3 separate regions of the Homo sapiens genome follow, and regions 2 and 3 are each linked to region 1. A link is a loop called in an ENCODE intact Hi-C map of the cell type or tissue named here. Cell type or tissue: sigmoid colon. All regions are shown on one strand. Links, peaks and the distances in the headings refer to the core of each region. The heading gives the core; the rest is flanking DNA.

Evidence for each region. Hi-C counts contacts between places; a loop is a spot of excess contacts. Peaks named below come from ENCODE experiments on the same cell type or tissue, not always from the same donor. Only the 100,000 strongest peaks of a DNase experiment are listed, where the experiment ranks them.
Region 2: it touches region 1 in a loop (2.2-fold over the local background); 4 of 110 quality-filtered maps call a loop at or near these places.
Region 3: a loop joins it to region 1, with 2.9 times the contacts of the local background. A loop is called at or near these places in 2 of 110 quality-filtered maps.

The regions. Positions count from the first base shown.
Region 1 is chr2:217,245,222-217,251,443 of GRCh38, reverse strand. No RefSeq gene overlaps it. Among named protein-coding and RNA genes, the nearest start is that of DIRC3-AS1, 34 kb to the left of the region's middle. In sigmoid colon, for the core only: no CTCF peak of the experiment used is centred there; DNase peaks (open chromatin) are centred at 2,963 and 3,633; H3K27ac peaks cover 1,145 bases.
Region 2 is chr2:217,326,284-217,332,505 of GRCh38, reverse strand. The region is part of intron 4 of DIRC3-AS1 (DIRC3 antisense RNA 1); the gene reads right to left. It overlaps DIRC3 (disrupted in renal carcinoma 3), which reads left to right. Exons shown (of 13, transcript NR_186301.1): 9 at 4,354-4,509. Among named protein-coding and RNA genes, the nearest start is that of DIRC3-AS1, 47 kb to the right of the region's middle. RefSeq lists an enhancer at 526-820. In sigmoid colon, for the core only: no CTCF peak of the experiment used is centred there; a DNase peak (open chromatin) is centred at 3,257.
Region 3 is chr2:217,620,043-217,626,264 of GRCh38, reverse strand. All of the region lies in intron 2 of DIRC3 (disrupted in renal carcinoma 3), which reads left to right. Among named protein-coding and RNA genes, the nearest start is that of DIRC3, 170 kb to the left of the region's middle. In sigmoid colon, for the core only: no CTCF peak of the experiment used is centred there; a DNase peak (open chromatin) is centred at 3,734; H3K27ac peaks cover 1,674 bases.

The DNA.
Region 1 (6,222 bases), core at 1,811-4,310:
GTGATTGAATTCAAATTTAATTCGGCCTAAATATAGCTAATGAAATGTAGTCACTAATTTTGCAAGGTTGACCAGTCTCATATAGTCCTAATATAAATACAGGAGAGTTGTTTGGATCAGGGGATTGTGTTGCCCTGATCATTTCCTTGGCTTTCTCCCTTCCCTCACTGGCTGCTTCCTCACTGCAGATTTGCCCAACATACATGCATAGACACCACACAGAGGATACCCTTTCTTTCTCCCACTTGTCAGCTAAACCTTCTCCCTTTCCCTGAAGTGATTCTCTACCATCACCATCTCTCAAAAATCATGCTAAGTTGCAACAATTGTTTTTATTTTGTTCCCATAAATGAGATATTAACAGTTCAGGTCTCTAAGGTCTTTCATTTCAATCAATAATACATATTCCTGAAATTCTAAATATAAGTGGCCTCTGACTTTACATTTCTCAAGTCTTAGACAAGTATGCATGCAGTCTATAAACAGACTATGTGTGTGTATGTGTCAGAGAGACTACACGTGTGTATGCATATTATATACATGTATGTATTGAGAGACAATGACACATATGATCAGTCAAGAGTAGAAATATATTTTCTTCTACTCCTTCACTCTCCCACCACTTTTGTCTCTGGGACAAAAGCTTTGCCTCCATCCCCGCTTGCTCACATCCACCCCTCCCTTCTTTCACTCTGACTTCTAACCGTTTTTCTCCCCATTAACGCCCCCCACCTTCATTTTAAACCCAGTTTTATCTGGATCCTCTCAAGGAATTGCACTGTGATAGTCAGTGCAGAGACCCAGCCTCCAGGCTAAACTCTGGTGTGTCATTTAGTTACTAAGGACATTAATCTTCCTCCTTAGTTCTCTCTTAAGGATTATTTAAATTGGGCAGATTGAGAATCCATCTATTTCTTTAAAGTCCAGTCCATGAATAGCTGTTAACACAATGCTAGAGTTTAAGGCATTAAGCATGTACCTGCAAGTACTTTGCAGTTCTTCATTTCCTTCCCTCTGGGAGTGCTTTCCAGTAGACAGGGGGAGGGGAGGGAGCAGAGCCTAAGTAAGCTGATTTATCTGGAAAAGCACTCCTCTCCATCTTTGCCATTTTAATAAAGCTTAGCTTGGGGAAAGATTTGGAGGCCTTCAGGAGCAGGTCCGTTAAAACAATTGAGGAGTGTGTGAAACACAGCTCAGGCTCTGCATCCCAGTCTTCAAACTGACGTCACCTCATAAATCCACAGGCACAGCCTGGACCCATCAGCGAGCTGCTTTTTCAGGAGATTAATTATTTGTTCAGACAGGGGTCAGGTGGAGGGTCTTTGAAAGATTCCTTCAGTGTTTTGCCCCACCCCCCTCTCATGGGGGTGAAAAATGGAACTCTCTGTACAGCCAAGATGTAGAAAGAACACTGCGTGCAGAATCAGAAGGGACGTGTGCAGCGTTTGACCCACACTGCCCAATTAAGACAAGAGGGGACTGAGGGGCCAGAGAAGTGAAGGGGCTGTGCATTGGCTCTCCTTACCTTGCTGTCCTAAGGTTATAGGTTTCCAATTTGTCCCCAGGGCAGACTTCAGTAAGGCTGAAAATGCAATAAATTGAGAAAGGCATGGCGTTAGGGGAAGCCATCTGACAGAAGGACATTTGGACAGTGTCTGCAATCCAAGGGGGTCATGGAGGCTCTGGGAGGCCTCACTGTCAGCCCTGGAGCAGAGGTTTCTTTCCAGGAAGTGCCGGGCTTTGCACATCAACCACCTGGATATGTCTCTGGGGAATCACTTAGACACACTCAAGAACAGCAATCACTTAACAAAAAGCAGAAGAGAGGGAAAAAGGCTGAGGTGCAGCAGTTGTCAAATGCATGAGAGTTTCCAGAAGGAAGATTGCAAAGGCTCTGTACTCTCAGGGCAAGATAATGGGAAGGGAGATTTTCTGAGAAAGGGGGTAGGGATTGATTAAACTGGAGTTAGTCAGAAAGGTACTCAAATTTTGTTCACCCATTTTAGGAAAGTTTTAAACAGTGGTTTGTTAGTAAATGGTTAAAAACTGTTCGTGGCGGAGGTGGGAGGTCGGTGGGGTGGCTGTTCTACTTATCATCTGCTGATTTCTGTGGTGTAAATACTCCCTTTGACCCTGATTTCAAGCACCAATGTGAGGTCACTGAATGTGGAGTTGGGAAGAGATGGGAAAAATAGGCTCTTCTGAGCTGGTGCAAGCTGGCTCCAGCTCACCCCTGGTTGTAATAAATATGCTAACAGGGTTCCTAAAGAATGTTCTCAATTCTCGTGCCCTAAGAGGCTACATGGTCCAGCTAAAGGTGCTGGAAGCCAGTCCTAGTGTCAATTTCTTCCTGCCATCCAATCCCAGCTATCAGTTGACAATTTGTGCACTTTTCTCTATTTCCATAAAAAGTTGAAATATTAAACAGTGCAAAATAAAGAAGTCTTGTTATCCCCTGCAATTACAAATGTATAAAATTTGACATCCTCAATTCTCATCATCATTTCTCTAATAGTTCTTGTCTTTGATAAGGCACAGGATTGGGTTGTGTTGTCAGTGAGCAAAAAGAGGAACTGCAGACTGCAACTGTTGGAACTGCAACTAGTGTGCGGTCCCCTATTTGAAGACATGGAAAGAGAAAGCCTAGCTCTTCTTTCAGCTACAGGGCCTGATCTGCGCAGCCTGATGGGAATCAGAGAGTTCTGGAACGCAGCTCCTTTCATAGCCCTTGGCTCCTCTGCACGCCCCAAATAAACACAGATTGTCAGTAGTGGTTTCAGATGAATACCCCTGCAAATGCTGGCATAGCAGGCTGGGGCAGCCACGGGTCTTACCCTCCAGGGAGGGAGCCCGGAGCAGGACTGCCACGCAGAGATGCAGTTGAAGAGGGGAAGGGGAGGGGGTCTATGAAAGCCAATGGCAGAGCCCTGTGGTTTGGCAGTTGGCCTGGGAGCCCTGGAGCCTTCTGGGAAAAAGCCAGGAGGGGAGGACAGAGTGAGGGAGAAGGGGTGGGGGAACTGCTTCTCAGGGTTGGGCTGGCTGCTGCGCCTGTCAGGGCCAGAATTGTCGGCTCTCTTCTGGAGTGACTTACTACATACAGAGAGGAGGAAAATGAACTAAGGTGCACTGGGCAAGTCACAGCCAGGATTTCCCTCCAATCTCACAATAGGGCTATGAGGCAGATTTTCATCACCATTTCTCAAATGGGGAAACTGAGGCCCCACAGGTAAGAGGATTGGCCTGTGCCACACTAATATTAATGGCTAAAGGTGAGATTTGATTTCACCCTTTCTGCACCCAAGGCCCTGATCTCCCCTTGGTTTTATGCTCCTTTTTGGCACCTCTACATCAAACCCTTTGGCTCCACCAGCCAATCTAGTGTGACACTTATTTGTCTGATTTTAGTTTGTTTCACCGTTTTGTAAACAGGTCCCTTGGTTGTTGAAGGGGCTGTCCAGGCTGACTGTGGTGGCCCCCTGTGAGGACAAGGGAAGGGACTCTTGGCCTCCAGCTTGTCTGTGTGGCCAGGATCGATGTGCTCCTGGAATCCACACCAGAGAATCTTAGCTGTGTCGGCACAGCCAGGACGTAAGTGCCATCCTCCTGCCAGAAGATTGTTAATAACACCAACAATTTCTTCGACTTCTGGCTGTGGATACCAGCAGCCTGTGTTAAGTCAACTGTGTGTCCTCACTAGCATGTTGGCGCGGGTCAGCTGCTCAGTCATAAATCCAGACATGTCTATCTATCTGTCCATCAGTCCTTGTGGCCACACTGCCCTTCAGATCTTTCCTGCACAAACATGAAACTTAACACGAACTCCTCACAAGGGCACTCAGCCCTTGGCTTTCACTTGGAATAAACAGGCAGGTCTCTAGATGCAAACACCCTGCCCAAAGTGAAACGCAGCCAGCACGGCCACCTGCTCCCTCCCCTCTTGCACTCCTCACACTTTCTGGGTCCCTCCCCACTGCCATTTTGTTATTCTCTATTCAAATGTCAAACACTAAAGTTCCTAGTTGTTTTAATAACTTCTGCTGAATTTCTACAGTTTTAATAAAGTATTCTGTTTCCATTATTGATAAGATGATGGCTTTCCTGGCTGGGAGAGTCAGTAAGAGATTTTTCTCTCACTTGAGCAGGTCTATTTTATCATCTTGCAAATAGGAATACTGTACATGGACTTCCATAGATGACAGTGATGCTACCACCCACTAATAATGATAATAAATGTTAGCTGCTACTGCAGCCACTGCTACAGCAGCCACTGCTACAGCTAACGTTTATTGAGCACTTACTATGTGCTGGGCAGTATGTATTAAATGCTTTATAAAGATTAAGTATTTGATCCTCACAATAACCCCATGAAGTAGAGCCCGTTATTTTCTCCATTTTCGTAAGAAGAAAATGAGATTCAGATGAGTTAAGTTGCAACTTACTTAAGTTTCCAAAACTAATAAATAATAAATCTGGTGCCAGAATTTGTTTTTGACCACTTTTCTATAGTGATATGAACCCCAAATATGCATGTGTATGCATGTACAAAATTAAGCTTCACTATATAAAGTGGTCATTTCAAAGGTCAGAAACTGTTCAATATCAGCAATTTCATGATTCAACCTAAAACACTTCGGCCAGAATTTTCTGAATGTGGCCACCAGACTTGATTATCCTTAGACTTTGGTGCCTTTCCTAGAACAGGCCCTCAGTCAGTAAATGTTTTCTGAGCATAAGAGTGAGGAATTGAGTGGGTGCAGGAATGACAGAGAGGGGTGTGAATGATCACAAGCAAAGGCAAGTTTCAGTTGCAGGGGGAATGAGTTTCAGGGGGCACAGCAAAGGGTGTGGGCATGTGCGTGTGTACATGTGTGTCCAAGGACCTGTGCCAGTGGTGGGTGGGTGCAAGCCCCTTTAAAAGCTACACTCTGTTATTATCTTCCCTGTGGAGTGATGTGACTACTCACGTTTCCATCCATCCTATATTTCTCATGGCTGCCACAACATAGTACCTTCAAAAGAAATAATCGAATAGACATTCTTTTGAAGAAAGTGTTATAGGCTTAGCCAACTCCCATAACTCCTTTCTAATACCAGTAACCTAGGTTGAGAGGGTGTTGGTTTCAATTCAATGGGAATTGATTTGAGAGCGAATCATCCCGTGGTCAGAGCCCCCGGAATCAATCTGTCCTCTCATCTCACTTTTGCTTTCTCTTTCTTCTCATTATCTGTTAGGATGAAAGTAGTGTAAACCTGATTCTCCTTTGTAATCTCCACAGCTCAGGGGACCTGGTAGGGAGGGGAGGCCGGAGGTGCTGGAGAAGAGTGTGAGGGAGAACGAGGAGCCTTGGGGTGGGCACCAGGCTCTCTGGGAGGAAGGCGCATCGGGAAGGCAGGTGCAGCCCAACCTTGCCAGATGGGATGTTCAAGGCACCCAAGGAGCAAGGACACCAAACCCTAAGATCCAGAAAGCAGGAAGGCAAAGCTTAGAGCTTCATTTATCTTCCCTGGGACGCCTTTGGACATGATTCAGGAAAGAGAAGGAATAAAGTCAGCACAAAGGTGTGAAAGGTGGGTCAGATACCAAGGGGGAGCAATATGTAACAGAGGACGGAAAACATACCCTCTGCTCACCCCTGCAAAGCAAGGTCACCATATGCTTTAATTTTGTGTCGCACACTTCTGTCTATAAAAATGTTTTTAATACATCTGCAAATAAATGGATGTTAATATTTGAATAATATACACATTTAGTACCATGACGATATACTATGTACATTATGAAACAGACGCAAAAATATAAATTAAAAATTGATAAGATAAAAATAAGTAAGAAAAGAAGTTATATTTTCTTTCCACACTCCCAAGGAATCATCTCATGTACCTCTGAGGTGAACTCACATCGTTCTGCAGGCCTTTGGGTTAGAACAGTGCTGCCAATAGAAATATAATGCAAATTGCATATGTAATTTACATTTTTCTAGTAGTCTCATTTTAAAATGTAAGAAGAAATAAATGAAATTCATTCTAATAATACATTTTAATCTAACCCAATATATCCCAAGTACCATTATCTCAATGGGTAATCAATATAAAATTATTAACGAGAGATTTAAAGTTCTTTATTTTGCAGCAAAGGCCTCTAAATTTGGTGTGTATTGTAAACTTATGTCACATCTTCATTTGGATAGCCCACATTTCAAGGGTTTGTCAACTACATGTGGC
Region 2 (6,222 bases), core at 2,206-4,705, 81 kb before region 1:
TAATTTTTTAAAAAAATACCCACACACCTGTAGTTTTATATACTTGGGAGCCTGAGAAAGGAGGATTGATTGAGCCCAGGAGTTGGAGGCTGCAGTGAGCTATGATCACATCACTGAATTCCAGCCTGGGTAACAGAGCAAGTCCCTGTCTCTTAAAATAAAAATAAATGGGCTTGCAGTACCAGAAAAAAAAGGGCCATTACAGTTTGTGACCTAATTCATTCAAAGGGGAGGTCACTCACAATAGGAATTTCACACAAAAGAAGGAAGCACCCCATCACACATTGTAATTGAAAACTGTGGCTCAAGAATCAGCTGGACAGTTTGCCCTTCTAAAGCAGAAATGTTTAGGCAAAGAGGACAAGCTGATTAAAGAGGCAAAGAGGACAAGCTGACTGAAGAGGCAAAGAGGACAAGCTGATTGAAGAGGCAAAGAGGACTGCTGAGGAGTGATGGAGGAGGAAGATATGTAGGAACTTCCCTGAAGCCCTTATGTCACTGACTTGCCAATAAATTGGTTTAAACAACAATAACAACAACAACAAAAGCAACATGTCCAGGCCTAAATCTGATCCTTCCCTCAGACAGACAGTCACAGCAGCATGTAGGCTGGGAGGCCCATTCTGTGCCCTCTGGTATGACCTTAGAGGGCAGGATCAGCAATGAAATCCTGGCTAGAGGAAACAAAGACCATGTGTAAACAGTTCACCTCCACTCCTGAACTACAACACTGTTTGACATAGTTTAAGAGTGACGTTGACCTTCTTCTGCTGGCTCTGGAGCTAGCCAGGAAAAACAGCAAGAAAGGAATGAGAGGAATGAGAGTTAGCAGGTTACTGGTCTGCAAGATGTCCTCAGGGGGGTTTGGGGTTGGTGCAATGGTGAGGGCAGCCAGGGAAGTTCCTAGGCCTATTGTCTTCTGCCAGTGCCCCTGCTAATCGCTGAGAAAACTCCCCTGAGCCACATGCAACGATGAAGTAGGTAACAAATCATCCACATCTCTGCATAAGGCAGTTTTGCCACTGAAGGTGTTATTTTTTTACAGTTGTCTAGTTTAATATCTCTTTGGTAATGACGGATGTGCAAGGAGTGGCAGGAAACTTTACCTAATGGTGGCAGGACAGGGTGAGTGTGTGTGTGTGTGTGTGTGTGTGTGTGTGTACATATCCACCACCCCCAACACATGGGCCCCTCGAGAGCTTCCTCACCTCTCATTCTCCTTTTCAGAAAGTTCTAGACCTGTGAATAGCACATTATGCTATGTTGCTTTATTGTATCACTGTCTATAATGACATAATTCACATACTAGCTAAATCTTTTAGTAATTCAGGATAAGCCTTTTTCTCCCTAAATAGTTGTTAACATCTGGAAGGCTTTACAGCCTTTTCCAGATCTTTTGTGCCCTTTCATGCATGGCATAGTTCTGGGCATATGGGGACTACTCAGCGGATATTTGTGAATAGGCTCATTAAGCAACTTTATTACCTGATATTGATAGAATTCTATAATTTTCACTACACTATGACGTTGAAATGAATCCTAAGGGCTTATAGCCAAATCGGGAGAGACTGTGCACAGCAGTCCACTTCTTATGGCATTCTGTGTGTGCGTATAAGTGGACACACCAGGCCGCGCTGTTGAGTAGATGCGCAGGGGTGGCTGGATGGACTGCCTGGTGACTTTTTCCTTAAGCACTCAACCGAATTGTCTAACTCCTAAGTGGGTGATGAGGCAGGAGAACAGTGTCTGGAGGCAGGGAACCTAAGGCTGTTTCACGCTGACTTCCTAGAACTAACTTGAAAACCCTAACTTTCCACGCCTAAGTAACAAAAGGACCAGAGGCTACTCCCTTTGACCTTTTCTGCCGGGCAGATGAGAAATTGGCTGTCCACCACAAATCAGACTGATTGCAGGTCTAGTCTTTTTTCGCATAGAAATATAACTTTGTAACTTCACCTTAGCCTCTGATTGGTTGTTTTTTGCAACCAATCGGATGTTTGCACAGGAGTGTGACCTTTGTAACTTCATTTCAGTCTCTGGTTGGCTGCTTTCTGCAGCCAATCAGAGTGATTGCCGGCTACCGCTTCATTTACTTCAGGTGAGCATGAAGTGGCCAATGGGAAACTTCTAGGGGGTATTTGGACCCAAGAAGATTTCTGTGTCTGGGCCCTTGAGCCACTGCATGGGTCCGCTTCCACACTGTGGAGTGTACTTTCGTTTTCGATAAATCCCTGCTTTCGTTCTTTTGTTGCTTCATTCTTTCTTTGCTTTGCTGGGCATTTTGTCCAGTTCTTTGTTTAAAATGCCAAGAACCTGGACAAGTTGAAGTCACAACCCTCTACCGGTGACAGTGGCATATGTTTAATGTAAACACAATGTTAATAAGAACTAACATTTATTGAGCACTTATTATGTGCCAGACACATCCCAGGCTCTTTCCATTAATTAAATCCTTGCCACAAACCCTGTTGTTATCCCTGTGTTAGAGAGAAGAAAGGCTGCCCAGCCCCTGACTTCTTGTGAGGTGCATGCCTGTCTTTGAACCCAGGGAGCCTGGATACCGAGCCCCAGCTTTTAATCCCTGAGCTGTTGAAGAAAAATACATTTGTTCATGTTCGTATGTTATCTCTTGATCTGTCTCGAATAGATATGAAAAAAAATTTTTTTTATTTTGTTGTGCTCTCTGACCATAGTGTCAAGCAAGTATAGGGCCAATGTTGGGCACCGGCTTGGGATGTAGAGCTGTTGTTCAGCAGCTTGAATCTATGCACACAGAAAGCATGCTCAGAAAGGAACATATTACCCATTAAAGATGAAATGAGGCTAATGGACTGCTTTTGGGAAAAGATGAAATGTGGTCACAATGAAAGAATAGGGGCATGACCATAATTAATGAAGTAATAATCACTTTTGAGCTTAAATAAGACCTAGTTCTTTGATTACAAGTGCTACCATTTGAAGAGAGCTGGCAGGGCCCCTTGGCCTGTGGTCAATATTAGTAAAACTGTTTCATCTTAATGTTGCAGTTATGCTTGATCAATTTATCTGCCATTTCCAAAGAACTTATGAGGTTTTCTTCTTCCTGTCTTTGTGCTTTCAATTGGTTTTAATCAGAGGCGAGATGCTGATTCAGCTTCTAGTTTGAATTTATTCAGCTGGTGCAAAGATTCCGTGACAGGATTGCATTTACATTTTTATCACTGTCTCTTAAACCTGAATAATTTATCCTGTTCTTGCCAACCCTCCCCCAGTCATCGTACAAAACCAGAAAGGAGTTCTTGCTTTTATAATCAAACTTATTTTGGATGTGCCTGGGTTTTGTCATGGACTTCTGACACCCTCTCTTTTTCATCAGGGCGAAGTTTACAGGAAAGCATTTTCTTTTCTTCCTGCTGATTAATTCAGCTTAGATTTGTCAGAGGTTTATTTGTATGGACTCCTTGTCAAAGCATGTGGATTCTACAACAAATTAACTGGTTATTAAATTAAAGATTTCTGGTTAAGAATCTGTTGTGTACCATGGAGTCTTCTTTCCTGGACAATTTCACTATTTAAATGTGGGAATGATTGTCTTGATATAACCAACAAATTATGTTCATGGAAAGAAATGTTTCCCGTCATACCAATAACTGAGATGTTACTGGTTATATATACATATACATGCTCAGGCATACACTGGTGTATCAGACCTGAATAAAATTATTCCATCTCTTTGTCTGTTAAGAAAAAACAGAAATGAATAAATGCATGTCCATGCACATGCACAGCTATTCAAGTCAAGGCATTTTAGTGTAGGATGTTAGAAATACATGAGTGTTTCCTCGAACTGGAAAAAACCCCACTTAATTTATTATTTTATGAAAAGATTCACCTTGGGGCCCATTAAAGAGCTCCTTTTGTATATTTAAAATAGATTTTGAATTACCAAAACCTTAAGAATTACTCTGTCTCTTTAAGGGATCTGCTTTAGGGCTAAGGCATATTGGGATTTATGACTCTAAGAGTGGTATTAAAATATTCAACTGAATGTTAGCTGATATGTTTCCTTCCCCACCCCAGGCTGCAACTTTCCCAGGGGATCTGAAGCCTGTAGCACATTGGGCTGTAGAGATTTTAACTTCCCAGTTCTAATAGGTTTCCAGATGGAAAATTATATTTCTTTCTGGGAGAGATTAATGAGCGAACAACAATGGTGTCATGGTTAATTTTATGTGTCAACTTGGTTAGGTTATGATGCCTAGTTGTTTGGTCAAACCCCACTGTGGATGTGGCTATGAATGTATTTGTGGGTGTGATTAACATTTAAATCAGTAGACTTTGACTAAAGCAGATTCCTTTACTCAAATAATGCAGGTTAATGTGGGTAAGTCTCATCCAATCCTTTGAAGGCCTGAAGAACAAAGAGTGAGGTTTCTGGAAGAAGAAAATTTTACCTCAAGCCTGCAATGTAGAAATTCTGCTTGAGTTTCCCGCCTGCTGGCCTGCCCTGTGGAATTCGGAGTCAAGAAGGTAATGTAACTCTTGCCTGCATGTTCAGCCTGCTGACTTATTCTACAGATTTCAGACTTGCCAACTGGCACAGTTGCATGGGGAGTTCCTTAAAATCTCTCTCTCCCTACCTTTTCCCATCCCTCCTTTTGTTCTGTTTCTATGGAGAACCTTGACTAATACAAATGGCAGTCAGTCTTCCTGCTCAGCACCTGCTGAGAAATGATACACCTTGTGCCAGCAAAGAAGGCTGGGGTCTCTCCCCTCAACATACTGTCTTTCCTTTTAATGAAAATGTTTGGTGTACTTTTCTGTTGTCATATCTAAACTGCAATTTGTAGCAGCTGATTTTCAGTGGGAAATTGTGAGATTTTTTGTCATTTCCTAGGACAAATCCTGACATCTTTGAACTCTGTTCCCATACCACCTCTTCCATGAAGCCTTCCCTGAGAACCCTCCCCATCACTTTCCTAAGGCTGCATTGGGTTTCCCTCTTCTATGTTCCCATAGTACCATCTACATGGATGTCCTTATCACTGTGTTTAGCATGCTGTATTATAAATATTTTATGTATGTCTTTTTCTTTCACTAATCTGAGCTCTTTAAGGCTGGGATTAGATTTTATGTTTGTGTCCTTGGTGGATAGCATAGCATCTGCCTAGAGTGAATGAAAGGAAGGTTTTCTATTAATGTTTCCATGTAATCTCTAGAAGATTCTCTCTAAAATCCTGGGATGGATTGGAAAGAGCATAAACATTTAAGTCAGATAGAAAGGTCGGGAGTTGGAGACCAGCCTGGACAACATGGCAAAATCCCATCTCTACTAAAAATATATATATAAATTAGCCAGACATGGTGGCACATGCCTGTAGTCTGAGCTACTTGGGAGGCTGAGACAGGAGAATCACTTGAACCTGGGAGGTGGAGGTTGCAGTGAGCTGAGATTGCACCACTGCACTCCAGCCTGGGTGACAGAGTGAGACTCCATCTCAAAAAAAGAGCAATGTCCTTCTTCCAGTTACCTCACTTTCTAACCAAGAGCTAGTCTTTCAACTTCTTAGGCATTCCTTTTTGATTCTGTAAAATGGAAATGATAAATTCTACCTGACTTATTGGATTATCTTAAGAATTAAGTGATGTAAGTGATCTGATATTCCAGTAAATGAGAGGTGTTATTTCCTCCTTCTACATCACTAAGCATTTGTTCCAGAACACTTATTTTAAGTTCCCTGAAGTTGAATCTGGAAAACAAACCAGTGATCTCTGGCTGTGCCCTAAGTTCCTACATCTTCCTTTTCTTACTAAGAAGAGGGCATGGGCACACTGGGTCCTGACTCAGCTCTTGTTCAGAACAATCTCTCATTCCAACTAAAGAAGGCTCCCTGGGGTCTCTCACTTGGGCCACCCAACTGAGTGCCAGCAGTGTCTAATTTTCAAGGCAGAGCAATTATTTTGTTTGCTCTCAGAGATCCCCTAGATTAGTGATTCTCAATGTGGTAATGATTTTGTCCCCTCAGGGGACATTTGGCAATGTCTGGAGATATTTTTGATGCCACAGCTGGGGTTGGTGAAATGCTACTGGCATCTAGTGTGGAGAGCCAGAGATATTGCTCAATATCCTACAATGCACAGCCCATCCCTAGACAACAAGGAATTGTCTGATCCAAAATGTCAATAGTGTTGGGTTTGAGAAACTCTGCTCTAAGTAATACAAAATTGACACTTTTATCTTCA
Region 3 (6,222 bases), core at 2,379-4,878, 370 kb before region 1:
ATTTGAATTCAGACTTCCAGGCTCTTAGGTCAGTGCTTTTTCTTCCATTTCAACTTGTTCCAGGCCTTCATGGCCCTCATAACTCAAATATTTTTCAGCCCATTTTCATTTTCTCAATCTTCAAGGGAGAGAACAGCTGAAGTGTAAGGGTTGTTAAATCTGTCAGAAGATTTAATGTCTCGCATTTTTGGTCCAGCTGCTTCATGAATCAGTATTCATCAAGCACTTATTGAGCATTTATTATATGCCACACATGATGCTGGGAGCTGATGATGCAGTGATGCAATAGGCATCTTTCCAGAAGGATCTTGCAGTCCAGCAGAGGAGCCAGATAAAATATATCATGGAACAAAAGTAGAAATGTATATATTTGCAAATAGGTGCTATGAAGGAAATAAGAAAGGGATGAAATAGAGAAAAACTAGGTGAGGTGCCCTCCTTCAGATGAAGAGATTAGGAGCCAATGATGTCCTTGGCTTGGTTCTGGACACATTCCAGGCTTGGCCATGTGAATAAGCCACGGTCCTGGAAGGAATGGCATCTTTCCCCTCTGAACATTACCAGTGAGATTCTTGGCCTGAGAATGTAGGTCCTCAGTGTTTTTGCGGCATAAGCAACATAAAACTGTCGGAGGTTGCAGAATGTGCACAGATGTTGAAATAAGTACAAATAATTAAAAGATGAAAGTGAGTCAAGCTTCCTCCAAGAACTAAATAAGGAAAGGGTTTTCCCTGATGGCTGATGAAGTAGCTAAGTGAAATATCAAAGACAAATAGCTTTTCCATTTTCTTAAAGGAGGAGGTTGTGAAAAAATTTTATTAAATATTCATTGGCATACTTGCTGCCTTTGCCTTCTCTCTGAGTTTTTGTATCTGCAACCTGTTCTGGAATCTTTCTATGAAGACAGATGAGGCAAGACTATGCAGGTGGTGGGTATTGAGATAGACACAGACCATGGAGCAGTGGGCATAGATGGAAGTGTGTATGTGGTGTGTATTTTGGACCGCGTGTCCAGGAGATCACGATGGGTGTCCTCACAAGCTTCTGAAAGGGGGTGATATGCTGGGAGGGATCACGCGATATCTTAGAATGACAGGGTGCTAGATGAGAAAAGGATCTTGAAGAGCATCTATGGGTTCAATCCCCCCCTTGTTTTCTATGCAAGAAGACTGAGGCCAGTGAGAGGAAATGATGTGCTCAGGCATGCACAGTGAGACAGCGATTGGAGCCAAGACTAGACTTCAGTGCCCTCATTTCCACCCTAGACCTGCTCCAAGACTCTATGGAGCCTTCATTGAGGAGCGTGGGAGTAGGGGTTAGTCTAAAATTGAAAAAAGAATTTGGGTCGAGTGCAGTGGCTCACAGCTGTAATCCCCACACTTTGGGAGGCTGAGGTGGGCAGATCACATGAGGCCAGGATTTTGAGACCAGCCTGGTCAACATGGCGAAACCCCATCTCTACTGAAAAAAATAAATAAATAAAAAAATTAGACAGACATGGTGGTGCACATCTGTAATACAGCTCCTCGGGAGGCTGAGGCACGAGAATCTCTTGAACCCAGGAGGCAGAGGTTGCAGTGAGCTGAGATCATGCCATTGTGCTCCAGCCTGGGTGACAGAGCAAGACTCTGTCTCAAAAAAAAAAAAAAAAAAAAAAAAAAAAGATAATTTGATTCCAGAACAGAAAGCCCTATCTTCCACCTGCTTTGGAGGCTGGAGTGATGTGGCTAATGTAGAAAAGAGATGAGGACTGGAAATATACAGCCCAGTGTGACCACTGTAGCCTCATGGCTGCAGACAGCAGGAGATCAGATGGAGGATGGGGTGAATGAGGCAATTGTTTTCCAACATCTCAAGTTGAAATTATGACCCTGGTGAGAACCATATATGTACTCATACTTTATGGGTACAATGATACTTTTATTTATTTTAATGAGATTTTCTTTTTCTCTCCTTCTCTCAAAACATTTGACTAAGTTTGTATAAAGAAGTAGGGTTAATTTATTTTGAGTGAGGACAAGGAATCCAGCATAATATTTTTTGAACCTTTGAAGGGCCATGTCATATTTCTTTTCACCCTATGCATTCTCTTGGTTTCAAGCACCGCTGGCATGTGTGTTAGTCCTGAGTCCACATTCCTCTTGTGGGTACCACTGGTTGGATAGCCATCTTCACCTCCTTCTCCCACAGTAATCTCAAACTCAAAATAATTTTTCTGTCTTGGGCTGAGTTTTCCAGAAAGTGGAGCCTGGGACAAAGACTTATGTATTGTCTTAGTCACAGTTCTCCAAAGAACAGAACCAAAAAGATGTGTGTGTGTGTGTGTGTGTGTGTGTGTGTGTGTGTATAAATATATACAAAATCTATTGTAAGGAATTGGTGCATACAATTATAGAGACTGGCAAGTCCAGAATCTGTAGGATGGGTCAGCAGGCTGAAGGCCCAAGCAGAGTTGATGTTGCAGCTTAAGTCTGACTGCCATCTGCTGTCAAATTCGCTTTTGCTTGAGGAAGGGCAGTCTTTTATTATATTTAGTCCTTCAACCAATTAGATGAGGCCCACCCACATTATGGAGGGCAATCTGTTTTGCCCAAATCCGCTGGCTTTACTGTGAATCTTATTTAAGAAATGCCTTCACAGAAACATCCAGGATAATGTTTGACCACATGTCTGGGTACCATGACCCAGCCAAGTTGACACATAATATTAACCTTCATATATGTGAATATCTTATGTAGGAAAGTGATCTCAAGGAGAAGTGAGGGAAAAGGAGCATGAAACAAGGAAGTGGGGAGATCCAAAACAATGAGGAATTCCCAGGTTGGTCATGGGAAACTGGCTGATTCAGAGGCTGGGTGGAGGAGGCATTTTTTTCCATCAGATCTCAGCCTCTACTGGTTACCTTGAAAGCAGAAATCATATCCAGTCATCTCTTCACATGCACATCACAGAAGTCTCAGCTTGAACCAAAATAGGTGCTCAGGAGGATATTTGCAGATGCGGTGCAGAAGGGACTATGCTTGGACCATTCATGGAAGGACCTCCTACCTGATACCCTGATGCAGAAGGCTGGGGAATGATCACATTATGTCCTCTGGTTGAGTTTCAGAACAGGTGAGGGCCTTGGTTATCTGGACTGTGTTAGGGATAGACTTAGCTCAACAAAGAGGGGCTGGGGAGAATCCATGTGCCTCAGTGGAGCCCCTTTCCCTTACAGTGAGGGCCTTAAGAAGCCGAAGTGTAGTTTAAGCAGAAGCTGAGTTCTTGAGATTCTATCCAGGGGAGGTTAAGTGTTGGCCCGTTTCCTGAAGAGCCAGTGCTTCTAGGTTCTGAGAATTTGTTCCCTAATCTCTGCTTACAGGACTCCAGGCGGCTGGAGTCTGCATGAAAGGGGCCTTTGTCTGATATGGGAATGGTTTTTGGGGCTAATCTCTCCTTGGATGCATTTTAATTCACTTTAATGACTCTGCCTCCTGTCAGGCTTTTCTTCTGTGAGGGGGGTTTGTTAAAGAGATTAGGAGGAGTGAACATGAGCCCCTGAATCTCGCCTTCCTCTGAGGTTGCTGTTACAGGAAAAATAGTGTTCTGCAAAATGTATTAGGATGCTCTGGGAGCCAGTGGGGAAGGAGCAGAGTGGAGAGTAGGAAAAATATATATCTAATAAACACACTCACATATAAACACTCTGCATGTACTTACACCAAGCACGTTCACCAGCCTGCTGCCGTTTCCCCCAGCCCCCACCACCAGTGGTGGGAGTCGAAGCAGACAGGACAGAATGATGTCATCCCTAGGACACTGTCCTTTCTCTTGTCTCTCTCTCCCTCTCCTCTAGTTCTGTATAAACACAGCTGTTTGTGAGGAATGCTGGCTTGGGAAAACATAAACTGTCTGCATTAATGACCTTTCCTCCCTGCCAAACACCCCTTCCTACTGAACGTGGGAGACTGGAATGCTTTCAGCCCAGCAGGCCCATTGTCTTCATGTCTGCAACACCAGGTTTTTTAGCTTTCTGCTTGGGCCTGGGGTGACCAGACTCAGGGACCGTACAAAGCCCAGCAGGGCAGACAGAAGTTCATCAGCACTCTGGTTGCAGGTGATACTTCAGACCACCTGTGAAAGATTCCTAGGGGACTGCAGAGAGGGGAGGAGGGCGTCTCTTTTCTGGGCTTGGGGAATGCAGGGTGGAGGTTGGAGGGATAGCAGGGATCCACAGTGGATACAGGTGCTCCCTGATCTGCCAACTTTGCCCACTGGGAAGCCAAGGGGGAAGAAAATAGCAATGGTGGGCTTTGGCCCTCTACTTAGTGTCAAGCTATCGAACTGGGCATTAAGGGCAACCCCACCCTCATCATAGCAACTCACCCCAGCTTCCACTGCATTTACAGTCGCCATTTGGGACCAAGAGCCTTTTATCCTTTCAAAGAGTAGAACACAGGGGCAGCTAAAGGGAGAACCCAAGCTTGAACTCATGCAGTCCAGTTTCTTTTGAAATCCCACAGTACTGTGGTCCATAGTAATTTATTGACGGTGATTTTCCATTTCCAGATGGTGACCTTGGGGCCTTGGAGGTTAGGATGGTTTTTATTCAAGCTACTGAACTTGGCATTTTGGCTGAGTACATGTTTGCTTCCTGGCCACTTGCCCCCAGCCCAGTCTACTAAATCTCTCTCTGTGTCCCACTTTCTTACGTGGTTTTGTGACCACAGCTGCAAAGAAGTAATGACTGCTCTCTGGGCCTCCCTTTCCAAGGGTCAGGCACCTTAGATGGGGCCCAGGACAGCTGCCATTGTGGAATGAATGGGATTCAGTGCCAGAAAGGTGGGGGTGGGTGGGGAGCTAACAGTCTTCTGAAGTCTCCTCTTGGGTTTCCATGGGGAGAGAAGACAAGCCTTCACCCACGTATTCATGCTAAGTACAAATCACAGAGACATACCATTGGGCTACTGGTTACCTCTCTTGCCTACAAGTTGCCAAGAAAAATGCAGGTCTATAACCCACACTTACGGACTACCTGCTGTGTGTTGGGCAGGGTACTAGATGCTTTGCATCTGTTCCAATTTTATCCTTGCAACAACACAGTGTTATTAGGTAGTGCTATTTTATATTTAACAATGAAGAAATTGAGAAAGGTAGTTTCAGAAACACTATTCAATGAGTCAGTGATGAAGCCAGGATTCACACCACTTTGAATTTTAATGTCTATCCATTCCAGGAATTCAGAAGGAGATTGAAGAGGTAGCAATGAACACAATAAACCAGATAGATAGACAAAGGCGGCAATTGCCTGTGTGAGGTGATTTGAGGGATAAAAACAACATCCCTCACCTTCCCAAATATTCCTCTTACAGCCTGAAATCTATTACAGTCATTCCTTTGAGTTAAGCATTGCCCTCTGATTTTGCTGTGTTTTTGAATGCAAATATTTTTAGAGAGAAAATCATTTGGCAATTAAAATGCTTTATTAAAAAATCCTCATTTTCTTTTAAAATGTTTTACTTTCAATTAATTGTATTCCTTGTAAGGTAATACTTAACAGAAAGTAGTTTGTATCAGAAAAAATGACTGGGGGGGGGACCTCTTAAGGGAGTTGAGAAGTGTTAATCTTTGACATTTACTATTATAAGTGCATTTTAAGTAATTCCTAGAAACTGATAAAATCTGTTAGGAGCAAAGGATCTCTCTCTCTCTTTTTTAAGTAGTAGAAAATTGTACCCTTCTGATCTGAAAAAGAGATAGACATGGCTGTTAACTTTCTGAGATATACCCACATAATTGTAATCCCTTGGGATTCTGCTTCAAGGAAAGAAAAAGAAGGAATTTGAAAGATAGGTCGGGCTGAAGCTTCAAACATTAAAAGATGAGATGATATTGGTAAAAGCACTTGGACGAACCCTAGAGTTAAATGAATAGCAGCTATTATTATTCCTCCTAAGAATTATATTGACAATGAAGGAAGAAAATGAAAGAAATAATTTCCTAAGGCAGTATTTCCCAAGAGCTTTCTGCAGACCCCTATGTCTTGGGTTTTTAATATGTGCTACATGAATGCAGTGTTTTCTGGTTAACCACACTTGGAAAACACTGGGTTAAACAAAGTTAAGCATGTTTCTTTACTATAGGAGTTATCAGAACTTTTAAGATATAGGTGTGCATGGTAATTCTCCCAGGGGGTAGACAGTATAGTATAGAGGATTTCCTAAATCTATTTGACCAGCATAG